Regions from separate parts of the Mus musculus genome. Here region 2 is linked to region 1. A link is a contact called in ENCODE Hi-C or POLR2A ChIA-PET data. All regions are on one chromosome and are shown on one strand. The core of a region is the stretch at or near the end of the contact, and the rest is flanking DNA. Distances in the headings are between cores, read along the strand shown.

Region 1 (6,389 bases), core at 2,013-4,512:
CAAAGGAAATGTTCAAATATTCCACCTCTGTCCAGCCCTAATGCCAGGTGCCCAAGGCCCCTGATCACCCTTCTACACCTTTATGCATCTTTTTCTTAAGGAACAATCAGAACAGGAGGAAGTAGGCCAGGATGCAGAAGAAAGGTGTTGAGAGGGAGAGTGGTGAGGCTGGGGCATGTCTGGTAGGAAATCCATCCAACCACTCTGGTCGTGGCTGGAAGGGTGCCTGACACAGTGCCAAAACGACAGGAAACTATATTCTTCCCCATACCCTGTTTGTTAAAGGTGTAACAGTGTGGTTTAATGTTTGAAAGACACATAGACAAGTTCTCTAACATACACAAATAAGGAAGAGAAGGCTTCCCAACACATAATCTGTCTGCCCTGATGCCCTTTGGGTAGGGTGAGGATGCCTAGTGTTCCTAGAGATTCTACATCAGAATAGGGAAGGGCTATATTCTCTCTCTCTCTCTCTCTCTCTCTCTCTCAAGTCTTGAGAGGAAGATGAGACTTGGACACCTCTTCACCCCGATCCCCACCCTTTACCATTCCAGAGCTGTTCCAAATGAGCTCTGTGCAAAGAGGAGGCAGGGACGGGATAGGGCACTGAGATGCTGCTGCCTCCGAAAAGGCTGATGTGCCTTTCCCTCTACCTGCATTAAGTTTTGTTCCTTCCTCCAAGGGAGCTTCCTCCTGCCCCTTAGTACTATGCCCAATCCCTACCTGGCTTCTCGCAGCAGCCAAGCAAACAACTGACAGAGAAACACCCAACAGATGATGCAGCCACCTATCCCAGGAGCACCGGGCCGACCAGAGATGCAGCCGTAGTGGTCTGACTCTTTCCCAGGCTCTCCTCCCAGGGATCTGCCTCCTCCCCAGGTTCTTTTAATAAAATGGACAGCTCTGAGATAACCATCTGGACAAGTGTGTTTCTGAAGTGTTTTCTGAAGACAGAGTATCAGAGTGGGGCAGTCAGGTGTCATTATTCCCCTCCGCCCTCCCCTGGGGGGCAAAAGACAGGCTCAACTACCCCACCCACTTCCCAGCCACCTGCTCCTGCAGCTGCCCATCCTTTAACTAGGCAGGCCTGAGGACCTCCAGGTGTGTGGGGAGAGTGCCACTCTCCTAGGCAGACCTATCCTGGAGGTCGCGTCTTCACAGGCGAGTCTTGGAATGAGAGTTGGGGGTTATGAGGACATGGGATACCAGTGTACACTGAAGCCTTCCTAAAAAGCAGAAATAAGGAATCACTTCAAAGGGCCTTCCCCTAAAGGGGCCTTTCACCTTAGGCCCCACCCTTCCCCCCAATGTTCTCATAGTCTCCTGGACTGATTCATCATTGAGCAACCAGGAGGCTCTCCCCCACTCCACCCCCTACCCCCGCCCACCTGATCCTGGCTTGCTGACTTTTCCAAAAGCCCAAATTGCCCTGACCATGCCCCTGGATCTCAGCCACTCCAGCCCCACCCTCCCGCCCCCAAGTCTGGTCCCCACCTCTTTCCTTGGTCTGGAGTTCTGAATGTCCACCACACTCTCCCAGGTTCACCTCCGTACGCTTAAGTGGTTACTTCTTTCCAAATGTTGGCTCCATCCCTACTCATCTCTCATACTTAGGATCTTCCCTAAAACCTACAAGATTTTAATCAACCTCACCTCCTGAGGACAAACTACCCATCTTGTTGATAAATTGACTATGCCAATAAATTAACATGGTTCACTCTCAAAAAAAAAAGCTTTTCAGTTTTAACTGTGGCATTCTCTGTGTTCCTCTCGTCTACCTCCAGTTCACTCATCCTCTTCCCATTTACTCATTCACTGACGGCCTCGTTAATTACTTTCATTCATTCACCTATCTCCATCCAGCAATACATTCATCTCATTCATTCAGCCATCCCCTTCTCAGTCAACGCATTCCTCCCAACTGCTATCAACATGCAGGGCTAGTACGGTAACCGAACTGGGCTGTAATCGCTGTTTGCAAGACTGTTCCAAGAGAATCTCCCCAGTCTCTCTGCTCCCTCGCGTTCTTTTCCCAGTGTTGAAGGCTAATGGTTCACAGAGGTGCTCCTACCTCTGCCCCCTCCCAGGACGCATGACATCATACCCACATATCACCCTACATCAACTCTGCCAGTCCTGATCTGCCTAAGTACCCCATTTATCTTCAGCCAACTTCTGCTGAAGCAGGAAGTCCTTCGAACTTTTTCCCCCAACTCATAATACTGTAATCAGGTGTCGTACACACACACACACACACACACACCTCTACCCCAGGCCTCTCCAACATTCCTAGGGTTCCTCTTCTGAGTAGAGGATGAGCCCACCTTAGCATCCATCACCCCTGCCTGGCCTTGCCACCACCTCACCTGGGCCGGGCAGGCAAACACTCCTACAGCGCAGGTGGCTCTGCCAGGCAGGGCCAGTCAAGCTGAGACCTGCCTAGGTTCTAGAGTGGAAAAGCTGCCAGTTTGAAGCTCCACTCCTTTCTCTTTCCCTCTCTCCCATCCAGGGGCCCTCACCGGCTTCCCCAGGCCACTCCCAAGGAAGCCACCCAGAGCAAATGAAGACTGCATCCCGGTTCTGCCTGTGCCCCAGGTGGAAGAGAAGCCACCTCAGCCCCTGCCTCCCTTTCCTGGCTTCTTAGGCTTTCTGGGCCCTCTGCAGTTCCTTCTGAACACCATTATTTTTCCCAGGTCACAGCTTCCGTAGTCCAGTGAGGCCTGTGTCTAGAGTCTGTCAACCCCTAACGCCCACCAAGACACACTCTCCGCCCTGTTCCGTTTGAGAGAGGACGCAACAGCTGTGGGCAAGGCCCTGGAATGTTCTGCCCAATGTCCCAGCCCCTGGAGATGAGCCAGGTCGGCTGCTTAGCCAGGAGAGGGTCCTGCTATCCTGTCTATACTCTTCTACAGGTTTCACAAAGCCACCGGACTGCTCATACCCTAACTAGCCTTTGGGGAAAATTAATGATTACCAAAATCTTCCTGCCCTGTTTCTGGCAGGCACCTCTCCTCAGGCTCCCTTCCTTGACCCCCACCCCAAGGCTTCAGAGTCCCTTCAGCAGCCCCAGACCTCCTCCGCTGGGCCTGGGGGCTCACCTGCCTCCTGTGAGTCCACCTCCTCCAGCAGGGCTCTGAGGCCTGGGCTCTGGCACTGACAGCCAAGCAGCTCCTGCTCAGCGGAGCCAGGACTCCTCCCCACTGCACTCCCAGAATCTGTCCCACTCCCTCCCGGCCTTGCCTGGCTGAGCTGGCTGTGGGAAGGTAGTGACTGAACTCTTGACTTGGCCCTGGGGTTGGGCCCTTGTTAAAGGGATACACACCTTTTTTTTTTTAAACACCCCTCTACCCTCACCCTAGAGGGAGTGGTAGAAGCTGGCAGTCCCCCAACCCCACCCTCCTAAACCCACAGGCTCTGAGCAGAATCCGACAAGGCAGAGGAAAGAAAGAGAAGGCTCATCACCTGTTTCTCTCACCTAGGTCACTGAGAGCCAGGTTTCAGGGCAACCCCCTGCCAAAGACAAGTTAGGTTCCCGGACCGCAGGATTTCCCTGCTGTTGGGATTAAGGAGTCCAACACTTGATCTCTGTTGGCTAGAGCAAATGCAACAGCTCTTTCTGGTCTCAGCTCTCCAGTTCAGCCACCCTAAGCTCAGGGATTTCATTCCTAAGAACCCCTGCACAGCAGATGCCTCCACTGCAAAAACCTAGCCCGTACACACCTTTCCTGCAGGTACCCAAGGGAGCTGGACAGCTTGACCTCCTTACAGAAGGCTGCAGCCAAACAGAGAGGACCCTTTGGCCCACTCTCACGATGATGTCTGTCAGGTACCAAAGAACACACCCGTGTACACACACACACACACACACACACACACACACACACCTGACAAATGGCTAACTGAGATGCCTATTAACATATCAAGGTGCATGCTCTCTCAGCATCTGTTAAATCATCCTGTCTCCTCTCAACACTTCTCACCTCCAACCCCTACCCTAAACCTTTCTAGTCCCCCCCACACCCAGCTTCCCTTCCCTCCCCCCCCCCCACTTCTTTCCTATATAACCCACCCATTTTAGCCACAGGCACTCTTGATTCTCTTTGACCTCTCCACTTCTGCCTTGGTCCTCCACACTTGGCTCCTAGTCCCCTCTCTTTCCCCTCTCCCTTCTCCCCCAATCCCTTCTCCTCTCATGGTCTATGCTGCCGCAGTGTCCAGTCTAGATTCTTCTTATATTTACAATATGAGAAGTCCTGTCTCATATTTACAATAAAATGCTTCTCCTCAACCATACCTAGGAACCGTCATGTCTTCATTTCCATTCATCTGGTGCTCGAAACCTGGGATAGATCTACAGATATATAGACATATAGATATACAAATTATATATATGTGTGTGTGTGTGTGTGTGTGTGTATGTGTGTATATGTATATATATGTATGTATGTGTATATATATACATATATATATCCTTCCAAGGAGCTCAGTTGGCCTCTCTCCTAACAGAACCAATCTGCTTGTTTGACTCTCCTAAAGAATGTATGGGACATTTGTTTCTGCTAGCTTCTGCCACCCTCCAAATTTGACTCCAAATTCTAAACTCTGCCCCTTCCCACTCTAACCATTGATCTAACCATTGATCTTATTTACTCAGTAGACGTCCTTCTGGCTCTTGGAGCCTGTTACACCCTCCAGAGTACCCACCACTTAGGCATCTCTCTACCAAGACACTTTCTCTTCTCCTTCTATTGCAACCCTCCCTCCTTTCCCCCAAAGCCTCTCCCAGGCCACCTCTTCAGCTGTGTTCTCTACCTGCTCTAACCATTCTCTCTCCTCCTCTACTTAGGAAGTGTCACCCCCAGAGCTGCCTGCTTTGCCTACTCTTACTACAAAAGCCACACCAGTCTGTCAGAAAGTTCCTCTTGCCCTACTAGGGATGCCTCTCCTCTGTGATTTGAGACCTTTCTCTCTGACAAGGCTCTCAGTTCACTTGGGGATGCCCCGTTATTCTTGACACCATGTCAGAGAAGGTAACTTCTGTTTCCTTTGTCCTCAGCTCCATTCAGAGTTTCCTCGGAATCACCCCAGGAACTGTGCTCCCATACCGTCCGTCCGTCTGTCTTCCTGGCCCTCTATGATGCTGGGATCCCCCTTAGGCAGAGCTCCTATTTGTGACCTTTGTCCTTTTTGTCTCTCACTTCCTTCCTGGAAATCCCACTGCTTCCTTCCATCCTTCTGGGCCTCTGGCTTTCTTACTTCCTCCTGTATCTTTTATGACCCCATATTTCTTCTTCCTTTAAGTCAGAGATTTTATTAAAGCCTCCTTTCTTACTGAAAACAGCTTGGCCTTAGCACAGTTCAATCAATGGCCAAAAGCTGACACACCCCATTTCCAAATTCTCTCTTACGGTTACAACATCCGCCACAGCACAAAGGAGCCCAAGATATCTTATATCTAAATTTTCTCTGCTCTATATTTCCAAAAGTCTCTTACCTCTAAGGTTTTTCTACTTTCCATTTAGAACAAAAAACAAACAAACACCTTTTATCTCTACCATGTCTTTGCTATCTGCTCTCAAAAAAAAAAAAAAATCTCTTGAGATTATTCTGTAAACTATGTCAGATTTTGTAAGTTCATTGATTATGGTTAAAAAAGAATCTGTAACAATGACAAACGGTTATATACTGTGTGACACACTGTGACACAGTACAGCTTCCGTGACAAGATGAGTTTTTTTTTTTTTTCATTTTGTTTTGTTTTGTTTCAGGGGGTATTGCAAGGGTGAAAGGTGGATAAAAAGGGATGAGGAGGTGAGTGGGATTGGAGTAAATGATGTGAAATCACAAAGAATCAATAAAAAGTTGTTTTAAATCTGTAAAAATTTAACTTAAAACTAATAACAAATGGCTTATACTTAAAAATCTGCACATAGGTAATTTTAATTTGCTACATATATATATAGTGGTAGTTTGAATATGCTTGGCCAAGGGAGTGGCACTATTTGTAGCTTTTTGGAGTAGTGTGGTCTTGTTGAAAGAAGTGTCTCACTGTAGGTGTGGGCTTTAAGACCTTTATCCTAGCTACCTGGAAACCCATCTTCTAGCTGTCTTAGGAACAAGATGTAAAATTCTCAGCTCCTCCAGCCCTATGCCTACCTTGATGCTGCCATGCTTCCCACCATAATGATAATGGACTGAACCTCTGAACCTGTAAGCTAGCCCCAATTAAATGCTGTCCTTTATAAGAGTTGCCGTAGCCGGGTGGTGGTGACGCACGCCTTTAATCCCAGCATTTGGGAGGCAGAGGCAGGTGGATTTCTGAGTTCAAGGCCAGCCTGGTCTACAGAGTGAGTTCCAGAACAGCCAGGAATACACAGACAAACCCTATA
Region 2 (6,389 bases), core at 1,565-4,064, 53 kb before region 1:
GCTAGTAGGGCATCTATAAGTCACTGAACCAAACTTGAACTGTCCACCAAGAAGTCTAACCACATGGACATTCAAATGTTAATTTAGTTAAGGTATTGCAGGTCAAGCCTCGATTAACTTCTGAATGCTGTGTAAGTGGTAGAAAAGCCAGTAGCTATAAAGATCAATCAAGAGTAATAACTTAAAAGATGAAATTGGATGGAGGTAAAAGTGAAATATAGGGCTTAGAGTCTATAGGATGGAAAGCTGGTGGCCCTTGTCACGGTACAGCAAGCCATGTGTTCAAACTGTCACCTGATATACTTTAGAATGCAGAATATGTGGCAACTTAAGTGACAGCCTTAGGAAAAAAACGGTAGAAACCATAAGGATTTTTGGTTTGAGCCTGGCTCCTAAGGGGTTTTATCAGAGATCGAGAAGGAGGGAGTAAACTCAAAACTGAGCTAACCCACTTGAAAGCAGATAGGAAAAAAGGTTTTCTAAAAACAAGCACAGTGCCTAGGGCCTGTGATCTGCAAATGAATCCTAAGGAAACTGCAGAGCAGGTGAGGGTAACAACTCCTTCCCCACCCCTACCCCCATCCCCACCCCCACCCCCACCCCCACCCCAAGTAGCTCTCAGGATCTCTGGCCCTTTACAGCCTTCAGTGTCAGGGTTTGTGCTATGTTCTGGGATTGTATCCTCCCTTCTGTGAAGTTAGAATTAGTGGAGGGGTAGATAAAATGATTGTAGTTGTAGGTGGGTTTTATATTTTTTGTGTGTGCTGCCCCTGCCCCTGCCCCTGCCCCTGCCCCTGCCCCTGCCCCTGCCCCTGCCCCTGCCCCTGCCCCTGCCCCTGCCCCTGCCTCCTGAGTACTGGGATAAAGGTTGCACCACCATGCCACCAACCTTCCTTTGTCTTGTTTTGTCTTGTCTTGTCTTGTCTTGTCTTGTCTTGTCTTGTCTTGTCTTGTCTTGTCTTGTCTTGTTTTGTTTTGTTTTGAGTCAGGGTATCTCTGTGTAACAGCCCTGGCTGTTCTAGAGTTTGCTTTATATACCACACTGGCCTTGAACTCACAGCGATCCACCTGCTTCTGCCACCCTAGTGCTGGGATTAAAAATCTGCACTGCCACACCCAGCTCCCAATCTTCCTTTTTAAAATACCTTTCTTAACCAAATAAAATGTTACCAGCCTACCTCAATTCCCAAAATTTCATTCATGTGAAATCCCAAAGAGTAGAACCTTTGAGGCCAAGCAGTAGTGGCACACGCCTTTAATCCCAGCACTTGGGAGGCAGAGGCAGGCGGATTTCTGAGTTCAAGGCCAGCCTGGTCTACAGAGTACTTTCCAGGACAGCCAGGGCTACATAGAGAAACCCTGCCTCCAAAAACCTAAAAAAAAAAAAAAAAAAAAGAGTAGAACCTTTGGCCTCAGAAAGTTGGGGTACAGTACGGAAGGTGTTAGAAACCAGGATCTCCTCTGTTCCCAGGCCTTTAACTGACCCAGTCAAGGCACAAGGCATCACTGAGCCATTATAATACTCTCCACCAGCAAACTAACAAAAGTTTATTTAATACAAACTTAAAAAGATAGAGAGTTGTTTCAACCAAGAGATCCACGGCAGGTAGTGGAGCGCTGGGGACCCCTCAAGGAAGTTATTAAACCAGATAGCAGAATCCACCAGAACCAGGGCATACATCCGGAAGTCCACCTGCTGGTCACTGTCCTTATCGAGGTTGTTCATTTCCTTCTTCACCTTCTCATCATCTACGTTATCCTGAAGGTGACAGGGACAGGAGTCATCACGGAGTGGGGCACTGCCCAACCCACCTCCAACACCTTCCCTGACATCAGCGTGCAGCTTTTATTTCCAAGATGGGCAGCCAGGTCTACCGTGGGCGGGAAACCCTTGTGAGGTACCAAGAAGGTCAGTAAGGAAGGACAGATAGACTTATGATGTAAGTGTCTCCAATAGGCCTACTGGAGTGTGTGTGCGTGTGTGTGTGGGGGGGGGGGGGTTCCTGGGTATTCCTCAGAGTATGAAGAAACTAATCTTTGCTAGGCCCCAGCTTCATCTTGATAATGAGAAAATCAGAGCTTCACTGCCCTCCCTACCCCCCATCAGTAGGATGAATTCAAACAAGACAAACCTTTCCATACCAGCCAAAACAATGAAAAAGAATTAACCCAAAATGAAGAAGGGGGGGGGCAAGACCTGCCTCATACATTAAGTTCTGAGACCTAGCTCTATAATTACCCATTAGTCTGTACAGGGCAGGAGACAAATTGAGAGGTCACAGCGCTTCTCTGGCAAATGCCCCAGGGTGTATGTCTTGGCTAGAATCCACTCTCTCTATATACATTCTTGGTTTGGCATATAAATGTGTAAAATAAAAAGAGAAATTAATGCCCACCAATAATGTCCTTGTGTGACCCATGGCCAGCTGCTACCTTTCTCTGAGTTTGGGACCATTCAACTAGCCAATTACAGGATTAGACAGATAGACTCTGGAGCCCCCAATAGCATTGTGCTCAAGAATGCTGAAGCCATCAATAGCCCTTTCACATATAGACCTAATGGGCACCCCAGGGACTGTGAAATGAGGGCTGATGGGAAATCCTCAGTGCCACCCTGGCACTGGCACTAGCAGGCACCTTGGAAATGAAAGCAGGAACAGACTTGCCCTACCTAGCCCAGGCTCCCCTCCTGGCCTGCCTCACTACCCCCACATAGCTCAGCAGCTCCTTACGCAAAAGCTCCTTTATCTCCCCTTTGTTGTGTTTGAGCCTCTCGTCCTCTTGACTGGCGTACTTGTGGAAGGTATAGACCATCACATCCACAACCTATTGCAGGTCACTAGACGCCTTAAGTCCAGTCTCCAAGGCCTGCTTCTGTGTCACCAAGCCCCTCCAGGAATGACAAGTCACCGCCTGCCTGCATTCTGCCCTGCAAGTATGGCTGTCTAAGGACGAGGGTCCACACTTCCACTTTACACTGTAACCAGACGTTAAACTTTCCTGTGCTGTGCGAGTCATCTAGAGCAGAACCTTGTGTCCTGAAGACCTATCTCTGAAGGTAGATCTTCCAGCCTGAGTGTCCAATGGGAGATGAGGAGAGGCATGAGAAGGGGAGGGGTTGCAGGATATCTAGAGTCTCAGTTGGATTCCTATCTGTGCCAGGAATGCAGAGCACAGATGTGTCCATGGGCTCCCAGAATCACCTGGCAATAATCATCAGAACAGCCCAGGAGTATAAGACTCCATGACGGGATCAAACCGTTCACAAACTCTAGGTCAGAGTCTCTGCCATCTTAAGCTCCCGTAAGCAAGAGTGCTTCCTTCTTCATACCAGGGACGCTCGTAGAGTGACAGGTGTGCCTGCTACCAGGCTGAGCTTTAGCTGTGTGCACAGTGCTGGTTCTTTGCAGTCAGGGCCTAGGCAGGATGTAAGTGACTCAACATCCTCTCCAACAGGAAGGATTCGGCTGAAGTTAGAACTGAAGAAATTAAATGGCCAGTGTCTTGTGGTCAGGCTAGAAGCTGAAGAGATACGGTCAGAAGTCAGGGGTCACCTCTTCCAAATTCCTCTAAGAATATTGAGTGGGTTCCAGAGTAAGGCCAGAGGAGGCAGTGTTGGAGTCAGGAAAGCCTCCAGCCTGCGCTGCCAGCCCTGCTCTGCTAGTCCCACCCTCATCTACTTAGAAAAGCACAGGAGGTAGCCTTGGGCATGGCTCTGCCACTACAGACAGGACTAGGGACCCAGGCAGGGCTAAGCACTGAGAGCCTGTCTCTCTGCCTTCTTAGTCCTAAAAGAATCCGAGACGTTGCAAAAGCAAGAACAACTCAGTATTGATTGTGACATGTCACTGTACAACCTAGTGTGACCTTGACCTCATGACTTTACTGCCTCAGTCTCCTGAGAGTGGGATTACCGGCCGGCTCCATTGTATCTGCCTCAAATTGGGGATTCTTATAGTTTTTTAATATTTTTTTATTTTTTTTAAGATTTATTTATTTATTATATGTAAGTACACTGTAGCTGTCTTCAGACACCCCAGAAGAAGGCATCAGATCTCATTACAGGTGATTGTGAGCCACCATGTGGTTACTGGAATTTGAACTCAGGACTTTCGGAGGGCAGTCAGTGCTTTTACCCGCTGAGCCATCTCACCAACCCCAGGATTCTTATAAAAACACCGCTCACATATCCATGACCTATTCCTAGGCCTAACCACCCCCCCCCAAAAAAAGTTCCCTAAATAGTCATATCTAAACTGAGAGACACAGAGACCTCAGACACAGAGACTGGAGAACAAGCAACAGAGTAAGCCCCTAAGCCCTCAAAGGAGAATGTGGGAAAGACCCTTCCACCTGAATCTTCACTGAGAGGATCCCTTCAAATGAGAGATCCCACCAGCAAGTCAAAGAAAATCTACAAGGACCAGGATCAAGATGGAACGAAGATAGAAACCCAAGTCCTCTACAGGACAGAGGTACTCACCAGATCAGATAGCAGAGAGACCCAGGAGGAATTAAAATGGTCAAGACACCCAGGGTAGAGATTTATATGCCAGCCCAACTGACCTCCAATTTGTCATTTTGGAGAAACAGAACTTGTCCTAACCTGTTCTTGGCAAAATCTGGCCTCCTTCCACCCCATATATTCCCTCCCAGGTAGCACTGGTCTCAGCACCAGCTGGAGGAACCTCCAGGCCCAACCAAGAGCATACCTGAGCTCATCTAGGCCCCAGCAAGAAAACAGAGGTGTGGTGGGAATGGGGAGTGTACTGGCTAGTTGTGTGTGTCAACTTAACACAAACTGGAGTTATCACAGAGAAAGGAGACTCCCTTGAGGAAATGCCTCTATGAGATCTAGCTGTAAGGCATTTTCTCACTTGGTGATCAAGGTAGAAGGGCCCATTGTGAGTGGTGCCATCACTAGGCTGGTAGTTCTGGGTTCTATTAGAAAGCAAGCTGAGCAAGCCAGGGGAAGCAAGAGAGTAAGCAACACTCCTCCATGGCCTCTGCATCAGCTCCTGCCTCCAAGTTCCTCTGGTGATGAACAGCGATGTGGGAGTGCAAGCTGTTTTGTGCAGGAGTACAAACCCTGACTAAGATAGGGAGCCTGGTCAGGGATGAGAGGAGACAGCTCCTATTCTGGAGCCTAGACACTCATTCCAAGCCTGGTTTTCATGTTATGCCTGTGAGTCACAGTTCCTTCCAGTGTCAGAGAATGCAGTGACACAGAGTGGGTGGGAACTTCACAGCCTGTGCTCACTCGTGTGTGTGTGTGTGTGTGTGTGTGTGTGTGTGTGTGTGTGTGTGCGCGCGCGCGCGCGCGCGCGTGCATGTGGAAAGAGAGAAAAACAGTCCTGACCACCCTTAGAAAACTGGCGTCCAAAAATACAGCTGGGGCATCCAGAAGAGGATGCCAGGAAGTCAAAGAAATCTTTTCTTATTGTTTTGTTTTGCTGTAAATGCCTGGCACCAGAACACCTCTTAAAGAGGTATTGAGGTGACTGGATCTGGTTAAAACTGCTTCAAAAGGAGCAATGGAGGTTGCTCTGCATCAGACACAGCTGCAGTGAGCAAGAGTCTGTGCAGAATGCAAGAGAGCACCAAAGAGGAGGAAAGGGAGACATGAGCTTCCTCTTCTTCGTTTTCCATAGAAGTGAGTGGCTAGGAAAGACTGCCCTGCCCAGAGTTGAAAACAGGGGCCTGGACCCAGCCATGCCCTCCCTCAGGCCCTCACCGGTCCCCAGAGTGTCTTCTCCATGGAGAAAAACAAACACTGTGTCCTTTAGCTGGGCCCAAGGGAGGGGTCTTCAAGGAGGAGCTGACTTTAAGACTTCGGACTCCGTACTGCCCCCTTCCGCTCCTTACCCCATCCCCAGTTGGGCACCGCCCTTCCTGTGGACCCAGCTCTCTTCCCCCTCCAGACACCAAGCAGCTTCTCTCAGCTCCCCCAGGGCAGGGTGACTCACCCGTGGTTCCAAGCCCAGATACCCAGGTGGTGAGTCAGCGGCACACCCTGCTCCCCGGGGCCAGAGCAGCAGCCGGAAACCCCAACCCACAAGCACCAGAGTGCAGCCCCTCACCTGGCAGCACCTAGGGAGACGCTGGTGTTGACGCTGCTGAAATCTGAAAGGTAGCAGAGTCAGACTCCCAGGCCTTTGCCTAGGGCTCACATGGCAACCAGCCTGCACAGCACAGTTAAAGTAGGTCTTGGGTCCTCCAGTGTCCTCTTCTAAACCTTTGCAAAGCCACTCAGTGTACCTCTCCTCCCCGGGGCCTGGGAGCTCCTCACCAACCTACTTTAGGTAGAACTCAACAGAAACTCTCTGGTGCTCACAGTGACTACCTCCACCAGCTGAACCAGCATCAGCCAGGTTCCTCTCAGAAACTAC

The links. A loop is a pair of places that touch in the nucleus more often than their neighbours do. ChIA-PET counts read pairs that join two places held with the same protein, here RNA polymerase II (POLR2A).
Region 2: POLR2A ChIA-PET joins it to region 1 with 74 read pairs in Patski. The contact joins the promoter of S100a2 here to the promoter of S100a16 in region 1. A Hi-C loop is called at or near these places in 7 of 37 maps with a recorded cell type or tissue (gastrocnemius, heart and left cerebral cortex). POLR2A ChIA-PET finds 5 or more read pairs at or near these places in 2 of 5 experiments (Patski and embryonic stem cell).

Annotation. Positions count from the first base shown.
Region 1 is chr3:90,534,127-90,540,515 of GRCm38, reverse strand. S100a16 (S100 calcium binding protein A16) reads right to left here and starts at 3,262. Exons shown (of 3, transcript NM_001356605.1): 1 at 3,099-3,262.
Region 2 is chr3:90,586,672-90,593,060 of GRCm38, reverse strand. S100a2 (S100 calcium binding protein A2) reads right to left here and starts at 2,814. Exons shown (of 2, transcript NM_001195760.1): 1 at 2,707-2,814; 2 at 1,553-1,759. The coding sequence starts at 2,814. The coding sequence ends at 1,553. It also overlaps a transcript of S100a3 not described here.